Linked DNA regions of Homo sapiens: region 1 is linked to region 2. Evidence: chromatin loops called from intact Hi-C (ENCODE). Cell type or tissue: mammary epithelial cell. All regions are shown on one strand. Each heading gives the region's core, and the rest is flanking DNA. Links, peaks and the distances in the headings are about the cores only.

What was found. Peaks named below come from ENCODE experiments on the same cell type or tissue, not always from the same donor. Only the 100,000 strongest peaks of a DNase experiment are listed, where the experiment ranks them.
Region 1: it touches region 2 in a loop (15-fold over the local background); 107 of 110 quality-filtered maps call a loop at or near these places.

Annotation. Positions count from the first base shown.
Region 1 is chr3:53,193,473-53,198,844 of GRCh38, forward strand. No RefSeq gene overlaps it. Among named protein-coding and RNA genes, the nearest start is that of PRKCD, 35 kb to the left of the region's middle. RefSeq lists an enhancer at 701-995 and a silencer at 2,589-2,638. In mammary epithelial cell, for the core only: a CTCF peak has its summit at 2,642 (motif pointing left); no DNase peak of the experiment used is centred there.
Region 2 is chr3:53,111,899-53,117,270 of GRCh38, forward strand. It overlaps RFT1 (RFT1 glycolipid translocator homolog), which reads right to left. Exons shown (of 13, transcript NM_052859.4): 7 at 1-10. Among named protein-coding and RNA genes, the nearest start is that of RFT1, 16 kb to the right of the region's middle. RefSeq lists an enhancer at 2,436-3,635. In mammary epithelial cell, for the core only: a CTCF peak has its summit at 2,207 (motif pointing right); DNase peaks (open chromatin) are centred at 2,243 and 2,953; H3K27ac peaks cover 1,082 bases.

The DNA.
Region 1 (5,372 bases), core at 267-5,266, 82 kb after region 2:
TGACTGGGCCAAGGTTGACAGACATGCTCCAGTGTGCCTGTCGTGCAGGTGAGGAATGGCTCCAGGAGACCAGGAGGTGCCGGCATCCCCCCAAGAGTGCACAGCTGGAGACAGTGTGTCTGCTCTGCCCTCCTCCCCACCGTTTCCATGTCTCCCCCTCTCCTGGCTTTTCATTGCTTCCGCCTCCCTCGCTACCTCTCCCTCTTTCTGTTCCCGCCCTGCTGTCTGGGACACCGGTCTCAGGCAGAGCCTGCTCTTCAGCCCCTCTGGTCCAGCCCTGGCCCTCTGTCCCTAGAGGGGGGCGAGGCACTCCTAGCACCGGATTGGCTGGCCTGGGCAGCCAAGCAACTGACTTCCAGCAAGTTCATTTTTCTGGGCTGAGGTACAAGTTTCCACAACCGGAGAGGGTGGGATGGTATGGGGCTGGTGCTGGCCCAGGGAGGGGGCTGCAGGGATGGGGGCCAAACTCTCCCCAAAGAGACCAAATGTCCCCTTCTCCTCCCCACCTCCTATCTTCTCAAGGAACCTTCCTCTTGAATTCCTGCTCTGCCTTGGGCCAGCCTGGGTGTCCAGGACAGCAGGGAAAACCTCAGAAAGTGCTTGTCCTGTGGGATCACACGTGGAGGAACTGGCAGCATGGCATAGGCTCTGTTCTGGGACACTGGGGCTGTAGGAGCCCAGAGGAGGTGCCTGGAGACCCCCTGTTCCCTGCCTCTGCCACAACACACACATTCCCCAAGAACCCTCATGGAGCCATTCAGAGGGAGGTTAGAACAAAAACGTGGTTGGTGTCTGAACTCAGAGCCTCCCAGCGTCCTCCTGAAGCACCAAAGCGGAGCCTTGTAACTCGAGCCGTTTCCTCCCGTGTGGAACCGGGGAATAGGTTGTTTATCAGCCAGAGGCAGTGGAGGGTGGTGGGAAGAACATGGTGCCTGGAATCAGAAGCCTGGGGTTTGAATTCCACTCCGCTACCTACATACCAGGCACTCGATGAGTTCCTTCATGGGCCTCAGTTTCCTCATCTGTAAAACCAGACCATTAATCCTGCTGCCTCATGGAACTGACTCTGGCAGGCCCTTGTAGGACTGTTGGTCCACTACTCAGTGGTGCCAGGCAGAGCCCAGGAAAGGACAGGGGCTGGGCCCGTGAGGTCCACCTCAAGCAGCCCAGGACAGGAAGCAGCTGCTGGGGACACTGCCAAACTGCCTGGGAGGCTACACCATTCCAGGCCCATTCCCAGCCATTGGGTGGGTGCCAGGCTTGACCCAGCAGCCTCAGGAAATGCCTCTTAAGGCTGGGCCCTGAACCACACTTTCACTAGGACCTGGGGACCCTGAAGCAGGCAGACTGCCCTCTGCCTCCCACCTGCCAAGTAGGTATTTGAGCAGCAGCCAGCCTACCCCCGACCCTGCAAGGGCCAAACAGAGCTGGGTGCCCCATCAGTGCTGGGCCGAGCAGCATGGATACAGGAGGGCCTGGAGGCAGGAGCATGAGCTCGGCTACTAGACAGCCCTGGGTTCGAACTGTGCATGTCCCTGGTTGTGTGACCTCAGTAAATGACTTAACCTCCCAGTGCCCTAAATTCCTCTACTGTAAAATGGGGATTACCATGATGGCTGCCGTGGACTGTGATGATGTCTCTAAGTGCAGGGCATGAGCTCAGCGTGCACTAGGTGCATAGGAAACAGCAGCCACTATGACCCCGTGCCCGGGTGGGATGAAACATGCTCAGGAGAGCAGGCCTGTCCACTGCACACTGCACTTCGAGTGCAAGTCCTCTAACTGGACCGCAGGTGGGCGGTTAAATGCACCCGCCTCATGACCCAGTGGTGCCTTTCAGGCAGAGCTACCTGGGAACTTCACCCAAGGGCCCCAGAAGGCTTGCCAGGAAGCCCACCACTGCATGGATTAATGGAAAAACTGGAAGCAAGCAGAAGGCCCAGCAGCCGGGGAACTGGTTAAATACTCTCCTGGCGTGGAAAGTGGTGCAGGGCCAAGTGATCGGCAAAAAGAGACATTGAGAGAATCAAAGATGCAGCCAGATTCTACCCTGTGGTTCCACAGGCCAGCTCGTGAGGGCATCCAAGGTCTCAGGCACAGCAAAGAGCTGCAGAGATGAAGGATGGATGGAAGGATGGATGGATGAATGAATGGATGAATGAATGAATGAATGAATGAATGGACTGCCGAGACCCCAAGTCCCTTTAAGGCAGTGGCTCCCAAATTCAGCGTGTGTTGGTACCATGTCAAGTTCTAACCAGCGGGTCTCAGCCCTGGCTGTCACTGGAAGCCGATGCCAGGCTGCCCTGGTCTACTTACTCGGTGATCTGTGGAGGGCCGGGCATCAGTACTTTGAAAGCTGCCCCTGCGGTCCCACCTGCGCAGAGCCAGTTGGGGAATCTGCATTTTGCCCAGTCATCCTGGTGAAGCCAGAAAATGCTACTCTGAACAGGCCACACCCTGGAAGGCGAAGTCACCTGCCTGTATGGCCCAGTCTTGGCCCGCAGAGGCCCGAGCATCCCCTCCACAACCTGCGCCCCGCCTGCGCAAGGACCACGGGCGGAGGGTTGGTGGCTAGGGAAGAACGGTGCGGAAAGCACGCGGCCCCAGCTGGGCTACAGCGCCCTCTGGCGGCCAGAAGGCTCGCGGGCGCTGAGGCCGCAGACCCCAGGAGGGGAGGACCCCCGTGGAAGGGAGCGCCGGCTTTCTCACTTCGTGTCACTACTCCCTGGGGAAATATTTCAATAAAGAGGTACTGGGTGACCATTTTGGAGAGGTTCAGAGACGTGGAGGTTACAGCTAGACAGCCCCCTGGTATTTTTAGGATCTCCGGACCGCCCTAAATTCAACCATTCCAACGTCACAGCCACATTCCCCCATTTATTATTAATTTATTTAGAGACAGGGTCTTGACCTGTCACCCAGGCTGGGGTGCAGTGGTGCCATCACAGCTCACTGCAGCCTCGACCTCCTGGGCTTGTCAAGCAATCCTCCCACCCTCAGCCTCCCGAGTAGCTAGGACCACAGGCATGTACCACCCTGCCTGGCTAATTTTGTATTTTTGGTAGAGTTGGGGTTTCACCATGTTACCCAGACTGGTCTCAAATTCCTGAGCTCAAGCAATCCTCCCACCTCGACCTCCCAAAGTGCTGTGATTACGGGCGTGAGCCACCGTGCCCATGAGCTCACCATGCACCTGCCCCTTCCTCGGCCTCCCTCAAAGCTGGATGGGATCTTCAGCTCCCCCCTGCACCCTGACTGTGCCCAGCACGTGATCCCGGACGACTGTGGTGTCAGAGGCTGGGGAGCTGGTTGTGGTTTCCTGAGTGCTGACCATCCTCCCAGGCACTTTATCTCCTTAGGCTGGGGCAGGGGGAGATACATGCAGCTGAAAATACAAGACCTGGCAGCAAAGGAAAGGAATGGGGACAAAGGCCCCCAAAGGTGAGAGCCAGGCCTGAGTCAGCACAGCCCAGATCAGGCCAGACATGTGAGGTTTGGGGCACTCCTTGAGTCTGGTCGTCAGATTGAATCAGCCCTTCACATAGCCTCAGTGATTTAAGTCTTCAGAACTTGAACGCCAGTTCCTAAATCAGGCTTCTTAAGTGGGGCTTAGAAGATTGATATGGTTTGGCTGTGTCCTTACCTAAATCTCATCCTGAACTGTAGTTCCCATAATCCCCTGGTATCGTGGGAGAGACCCAGTGGGAGGTAATTGAATCATGGGGGCGGTTACCTCCATGCTGTTCTCATGACAGTGAGTTCTCACGAGATTGGATGGTTTTATAAGGGACATTCCCCGCCCCCCCCAACTTCACTCTGCACTTCTCCTTGCTGCCGCCACGTGGAGGACGTGTTTGCTTCACCTTCTGCCATGATTGTAAGTTTCCTGAGGCCTCCCCAGCCATGCAGAACTGTGAGTCAATTAAAACTCCTTTATAAATTATCCAGTCTCAGGTATGTCTTTATTTTATTTTATTTTTTATTTATTTATTTTTTTGAGATGGAGTCTCACTCTGTCACCAAGGCTAGAGTGCGATGGCGCGATCTTGGCTCACTGCAACCTCCACCTCCCAGGTTCAAGTGATTCTCCTGCCTCAGCCTCCTGAGTAGCTGGGATTACAGGCATCTGCCACCACGCCTGGCTAATTTTTGTATTTTTGTAGAGATGGGGTTTCACCATGTTGGCCAGGCTGGTCTTGAACTCCTGACCTCAGGTGATCCTACAGCTGTGGCCTCCCAAAGTGCTGGGATTACAGGCGTGAGCCACCGTGCCCGGCCTTATTTATTTATTTAGAGACAGAGTCTTGCTCTGTCTCCCAGGCTGGAGTGCAGTGGTGCAATTTTGGCTCACTGCAACCTCCGCCTCCCAGGTTCAAGCCATTCTCCTGCCTCAGCCTCCTAAGTAGCTGAGATTACAGGCACCTGCCAGCACGTCTGGCTAATTTTTGTATTTTTAGTAGAGATGGGGTTTCACTATGTTGGCCAGGCTGGTCTCGAATTCCTGACCTGAGGTGATCTGCCTGCCTCGGCCTCCCAAAGTGCTGGGATTACAGGCATGAGCCACTGAACCTGGCCGATATGTCTTTATTAGCAGTGTGAGAACAGACTAATACAAAGACTCCTAATTTCTTCTCTGTCTCTGTCCTGAAATACATAACTCTGAAAGCCCTGACATTTGCTGCTCAGCCCACATTAAGTACTGGATAAAGCTCAGAGCTTTGGGGAAGGTACTTTTCCTTTTTCTTCTTAGGAGAGGGGAGTTTAGCTTTCTATCAGTTTCACCTGGGGTGGTAGATGCAGGAGCTGTGAGTAGGGTGGGCAGTGCTGCGCTCTGTTCCCAAATTTGTATATTCCTTCATGGAACAGGTGGCTGCTGTGTGCCAGGACCTTGACGAGCATCACTCAACAGGCATGACTGTGCCTGGCACTCATGGTGTGTGGCCTGAGAGCCCATGTCAGAACACCCTGGGACAAGCACTGTGCTTGATGCTTTTCCTGCATGGTTGCCTGCAGTTCGTCGTCACAACAGCCCCGTGAGGAAACGGCTGGGACTCTCTCCTTTTACCGGTGAGCAAACCCAGGCTCTGAGAGGTTGAGTGATGTGGCCTACAGCTCTGGAATGGGGGCTCCTTCCATCTGCGAGTTGGTTCCCTTGTCATGTTTCCTGTAGAGACAACAGGACATTCTCCCTTCTTTTCCTGGGCTTGCTCAGGAACTGTCAGAGAACACGAGGGCTCCCTACCCTGGTCCTGTCCTCAGAGGGTCCAATAAGAGAGAAGTGAGCCAGTGGCAGGCAGGGACAGCAGAGGGCAGCAACGATGGGCACAGGCAGGCTGACTTGGAGCTGGAAGGACCCTTGGAGATTATGG
Region 2 (5,372 bases), core at 75-5,074:
TTATAAACGCCTAGAAGAGAAAACAAAACAAAACAAAAACATCACAGGCGTTGCAAGTCTAAGAATGCAATGCTACATGAGAGGCAAATGCAATCTGGTCTCTAAATCCCAACTTGGATAGTCTCCACTGAATCCTCATCCAATGCTAAGCACACAGAAGGCATCTCACAAACACTGGAGAAGAATTTACATTACTAAACACAAAGCCAAAGTCTGTAAGGGCCTGCCCAAGACTCATATACTGAGACCCCTAAAGAATTGCTGCTGTCCCTTGGGGGCCCACACAGTACACTGACCACAGCTAACACGTACAGCTCACAGTTTGTTCTTTCCTTAAAAACTGTCTAAAGCATGCCAGGCTGCAGAAGAAATTCTGCTCCATATACTGCACATTGTAATGCTATGTTCAGCCATCCAGGGCCCTTTTACACAAAGTATAGGAGCTGCCCTTCTGCATTACAAAAGAAATTTAGCCTTCGCAGGTCAGGTAAACCACTCAGAATGGGTATGACAGAGGAACGGAGAAAATAAAATTTCTGATATGACTCTTCTAAAACTCCAGGCCAGGCGAGGTTGCTCACGCCTATAATCACAACACTTTGGGAAGCTGAGGTGGGTGGATCACTTGAGGCCAGGAGTTTGAGACCAGCTTGGCCAACATGGCAAAAACCCCATCTCTACTAAAAATACAAAAATTAGCTGGGCGTGGTGCTACGTGTCTGTAATCTCAACTACTTGGGAGGCTGTGGCACAAGAATCGTTTGAACCTGGAAGGCAGAGGTTGCAGTGAGCCAAGATGGCACCACTGAACTTCAGCCTGGATGACAGAGCGAAAATCTGGCTCAAAAATAAATAAATAAATAAAACTCCCAGCGGCACCAAATGGCCCATTTCCTAAGGACAAGGAAACACTTAGGTAGGGTAGAGGTCAACCTATTAAGAGACAGGTGGCCTCAAAGCCAGGGAGCTGAGCACAAAATGGAAGAGCAAGGCAGCCAGGGAGCTCGGTATCCTCTGACTCCTGTTTTTCTACCTCCCACAGTTCTCTCTGGGGCCCCCTCCTCTATCTTGTAGGCACCCTGGGATCCCAGAATATTTAGACTAGGTGTTTGGTTTTTTGTTTTGTTTTGTTTTAGAAACAGGGTCTCACTCTATCACCCAGGTTGGAATGCAGTGGCATGATCATAGCTCACTATAACCTCAAACTCCTGGGCTCAAGCCATCTTCCCCCCTCAGCCTCCAGAATAGCCGGGACTACAGGTGTGTGCCACCATGCCTGGCTCATTTTTAAAATTTTTGTAGAGATGAGGGTCTTGCTGCATTGCCCAGGCTGGTCTCAAACTCCTGGCTCAAGCAATCCTCCCACCTCGGCTCCCAAAGTACTGGGATTCCAGGCATGAGCCACCATGCCTGGTTGATGTTAGGTTCTTAATCCTAGGGTACTTGCATTTTGAAAAGTAGTGATTATCCAAAGTGATTACTTCTCAATGGTAGGATTTCAGAGGGCTTTTTGGGAGGGGAGGGCTGAATTACAAAGGCCAAGCCCACTCTACCTCTCCAAAAGGTCAGCCACAGCTCTGGAAGTGGGCCCAAGGGCAGGCCTGGAACCTGTCTCAGTCATGTGGGCCCCTGTTCTGGGCAGAAAGCCCATCCGTGAAGAGCAATGCTATCCAGTAGAAATGTAATGTTAAATTTTCTAGCAGCCACAGTGCACAGGAAAAAGAAACAAGTGAAATTAATTTTAATATATTTTATTTAACCAAAATATTATCATTTCAACAAGTAATCCCTGTAAAAAATATTTTTTTTCATATTAAGACTTTGAAATCCAATATGTATTTTGCATTTATGACTCATCTGAATTCAGACTAGCCATATTCCAGAATGCTCTATAGCCACATGTGGCTGGTGGCTAACATTTGGGACAGGGCAAGCCTAGAGCACCTCTGAAAGCAAGGATCACTTCTAGCCCCCATTCTCTTTACTCCTTGGTTTCTGAGCCTTTTTTCCAGACACAGGGAGTGCAAGTGTGAATCCTCCCAAACAGTGCAGCCCTCAGGGAATCAGAGAACCTAGAGCAGATGCCAGGTTATCTCTTTAGCCCAGGAGTAAATCTTCCCTGATGAGAAGGAAATTGGGCCACAAGATGTTTAAAACAGGCCATCTCCTTTCCCCGGAACAAAGAGCACCAGACAACTTCCTACCACTAGGGGGCACTGGGGACCACGTCATCTTCAGACTTGGATTCTGACCACAGCCGGCTTCAGCACCTTCTCTCTCTCACACTGCTCCTCACCCCTTGCCATGCTGTGGTGGTCCTCCCAGGGGTCAGCAAAGCAGGACCTGTCCCCTTTTAAAAGGAAACGAAGGCTGCTGCTTGTCATGAGGCTCTCGTGATGCCTGTTTGCCTGCAGGTTGTGAATGGATTTGGGAAGATGATTGAGCTCTTTAAAGACAAAGTTCTTTGGGAGAATGAGATCATGATGGTGTACCTAATCTGAGAGCTCATACTTGATTTTCCTAATGCCTTTGGTTTAAATGGGCCTGTGGTTCAGAAGGAATGGTGACACCACTTACTAAAAGTGCTCATTAAGGACACAGAGGCAGGAAATCCAATCTGAGATGCGGCTTCTGCAGGCAGGGGCTGAGTGGTGGGAGAGAGGAAGCATATGGTGGACTGTTACCATTCTATTCAGAATGGAGGTTCAGAATGGAGGTGTCACTTGGGGCGGTCAAAAGAGGCCTATTTCACAATAGCTGGGTTGGTACTGATGAGCTGATCTAAATAGCCAGGAATTTCCCTGGAATACCCTGACCAACAAGCCATTCCACTGCCCTCACTGTACTAACGGAGAAATGGCGGCTAAGGTGGTAAAAGGTGATGGATGGTAACTCCAGGGAAGGTCTGGAATCAGAACTCAGAGGCTCATCACACTTTCACCTGAGTCACTCGTCCACTTCCCAAACTCTTCTGACTCAGGATGATATGATCAGCCACATCCTTACCACAATGACAAGAGTCACTGGTGAGTGTGGGGCTACCATCCTGTCCACTGCCCTCTGTCACCTCCTCCACCCTACAGAGCACTCCTTCCTCTCCCTCTTGCTCCACCTATCCCAGTCACTCTGGGGCTATTGATGCTGCCCCAGCTTTATCCATCCTCCCACTTTCATCCATCCTCCCCCTGTCCTTACTCCTCACCTGGACAATTGCCACAGGCTCCCAATGAGCTTTTTTTGCTTCTTACTCTTTCTCTAGCCTATCCTTCTCATTGCAGGTTCAGGCTTTGGAGTCAAGCTTGGAGATTGGGGCTCGACCTGCAGTTCCTTGAATTATTAGTGTAAATGTCGCCGTGAACAAGATACTTAATTTTGCTAAGCCTTGGCTTTCTCATCTGCAAAATGGGATAAGAAGTCCTGTCTCATGGAGCCAGTATGAGGACTGAATGAAAAAAAATAAGACACTATAACTCTGTAAGAGACGGCAAGCTCCTCAATACAGACAGTTTGATCATGGTGCTGTTCAAAAACCTTTCATTAGGCTCCACTGCCCCTGAATTAAACCCAAGCTCCATAGCACTGAGGCCACTGCCACCTGACCCTAGCCTGGCAGCCAGGTTTACTTCCCTTCATAACTTCCCGCCACCTTTTCCTTTCTCTCCCTTCCCCCATTTTCCAGCCAACCTAAGTACCCCAGTCATCTCTACATTCCCAATTCCAACACAATGATGGGCAGGTAACAAGCACTGAGCAAATTTTCTTTCCTTCTGTGGTCACGAATGCCCATCTCTACCACACATATACATTTAACCTCTGCCCACCCATGTGTCAAAGTCCAGCACAAAAGAAGCTTCCTCCGTGAAGCCTTCCTTGATGTTCCTAGATGGAATTCAGCAGTCCTTCCTCTGTGCTTCTATTTTGATAACGCTAGACACACACTGTCCTATAGCATAGTTGAGTACAGATCCTATCTCTCCATCACCATGCAAGTTCTGAGGGTAGGGGCCTCACTCAGGGCACCTGGTACAGTGCCTAACATATAATAATGTTTAATACATGCTTGCTGAGTCAAATTCCTCAGCTTTACTTAAATATTAGCATATCTCTCATATTAAATCCCTCAGAAATGTCAATGAATATAAACGGAAGCCATTATTTGAAGTATCATTAATTTATTATAAGGTTAAATAAGCATCTTTAAAGAAGATGGAATTCTACAAGAACAGGAAGGGAAATCTTACAATTAAGTCAAATTGATAGTAAATATAATTATTTGACCAGCTTCCATTAAGGAAGTCCCCAGTGCAGAAAGCTGCTCTGGGGAGTCAAGTCAGGCATGCTGCTCATGGTAAAGTCATACACTGCGTTCATGCATTCAGAATCATCTCATTTCTTTTTTTTTTTTTTTTTTTTGAGACAGGGTTTCACTCTGTCGCCCAGGCTAAAGTGCAGTAGCATGAACACAGCTTACTGTAGCCTCAGTCTCCAGGGCTCAAGTGATCCTCCTGCCTCAGCCTCCAGAGTAGCTGGGATCACAGGCATGTGCCACCATGCCCAGCTAAATTTTACATGTTTTGTAAAGACGGGTTCTTACCATGTTTCCCAGGCTGGTCTCAAACTCCTGGGCTCAAGCAATCCTCCCACTTCGGTCTCCCAAAGTGCTGGGATTACAGGCTTGAGCCACCACACCCAGCCTCTTTTTTTCTTTCTCTTTTTTTTTTGAGACAGAGTCTTGCTCTGTTGCCCAGGCTAGAGTGTAGTGGTGCGATCTCAGCTCACTGCAACCTCCACCTCCTGGGTTCAAGCAGTTCTCCTGCCTCAGCCTCCCAAGTAGCTGGGATTACAGGCGCATGCCACCATGCCCAGCTAACTGTTTTGTATTTTTAGTAGAGACGGGGTTTCACCATGTGGGCCAGGCTGGTTTCCAACTCCTGACCTCAAGTGATCTGCCCGCTCAGCCTCCCAAAGTGCTGGGATTACAGGTGTGAGCCACCATGCCCGGGCTTCTTTTTAAAATAATAAACCTGAATTATGAATTGTTCCACCTGGAACTTCCTAATCTTTATGTAAACAATAACTACTATGGGCAATAAGCCAATTTCTTTTGGAAGGCTACATAACATAGGGGTAAGCCACAGTCTAAAGCTAGTCCCCAGCAAAAGGTGGAGAGAAGTGGGTCCAAAACCAGCTATGTGATTTTGGATTAGTCACTTAACTCCTCTGAACCTCAGTTTTCTTGTCTGTAAAATGGAGCTAACAGTATTTATCTCATACATTACTAAGAGAATTAAACACAAAATCCATGTAAAGTGCTTGGTGTAGTGCATGGCACAAAACATGCAGTCAATGGCAGTTATTGTAAATGGCTCTTT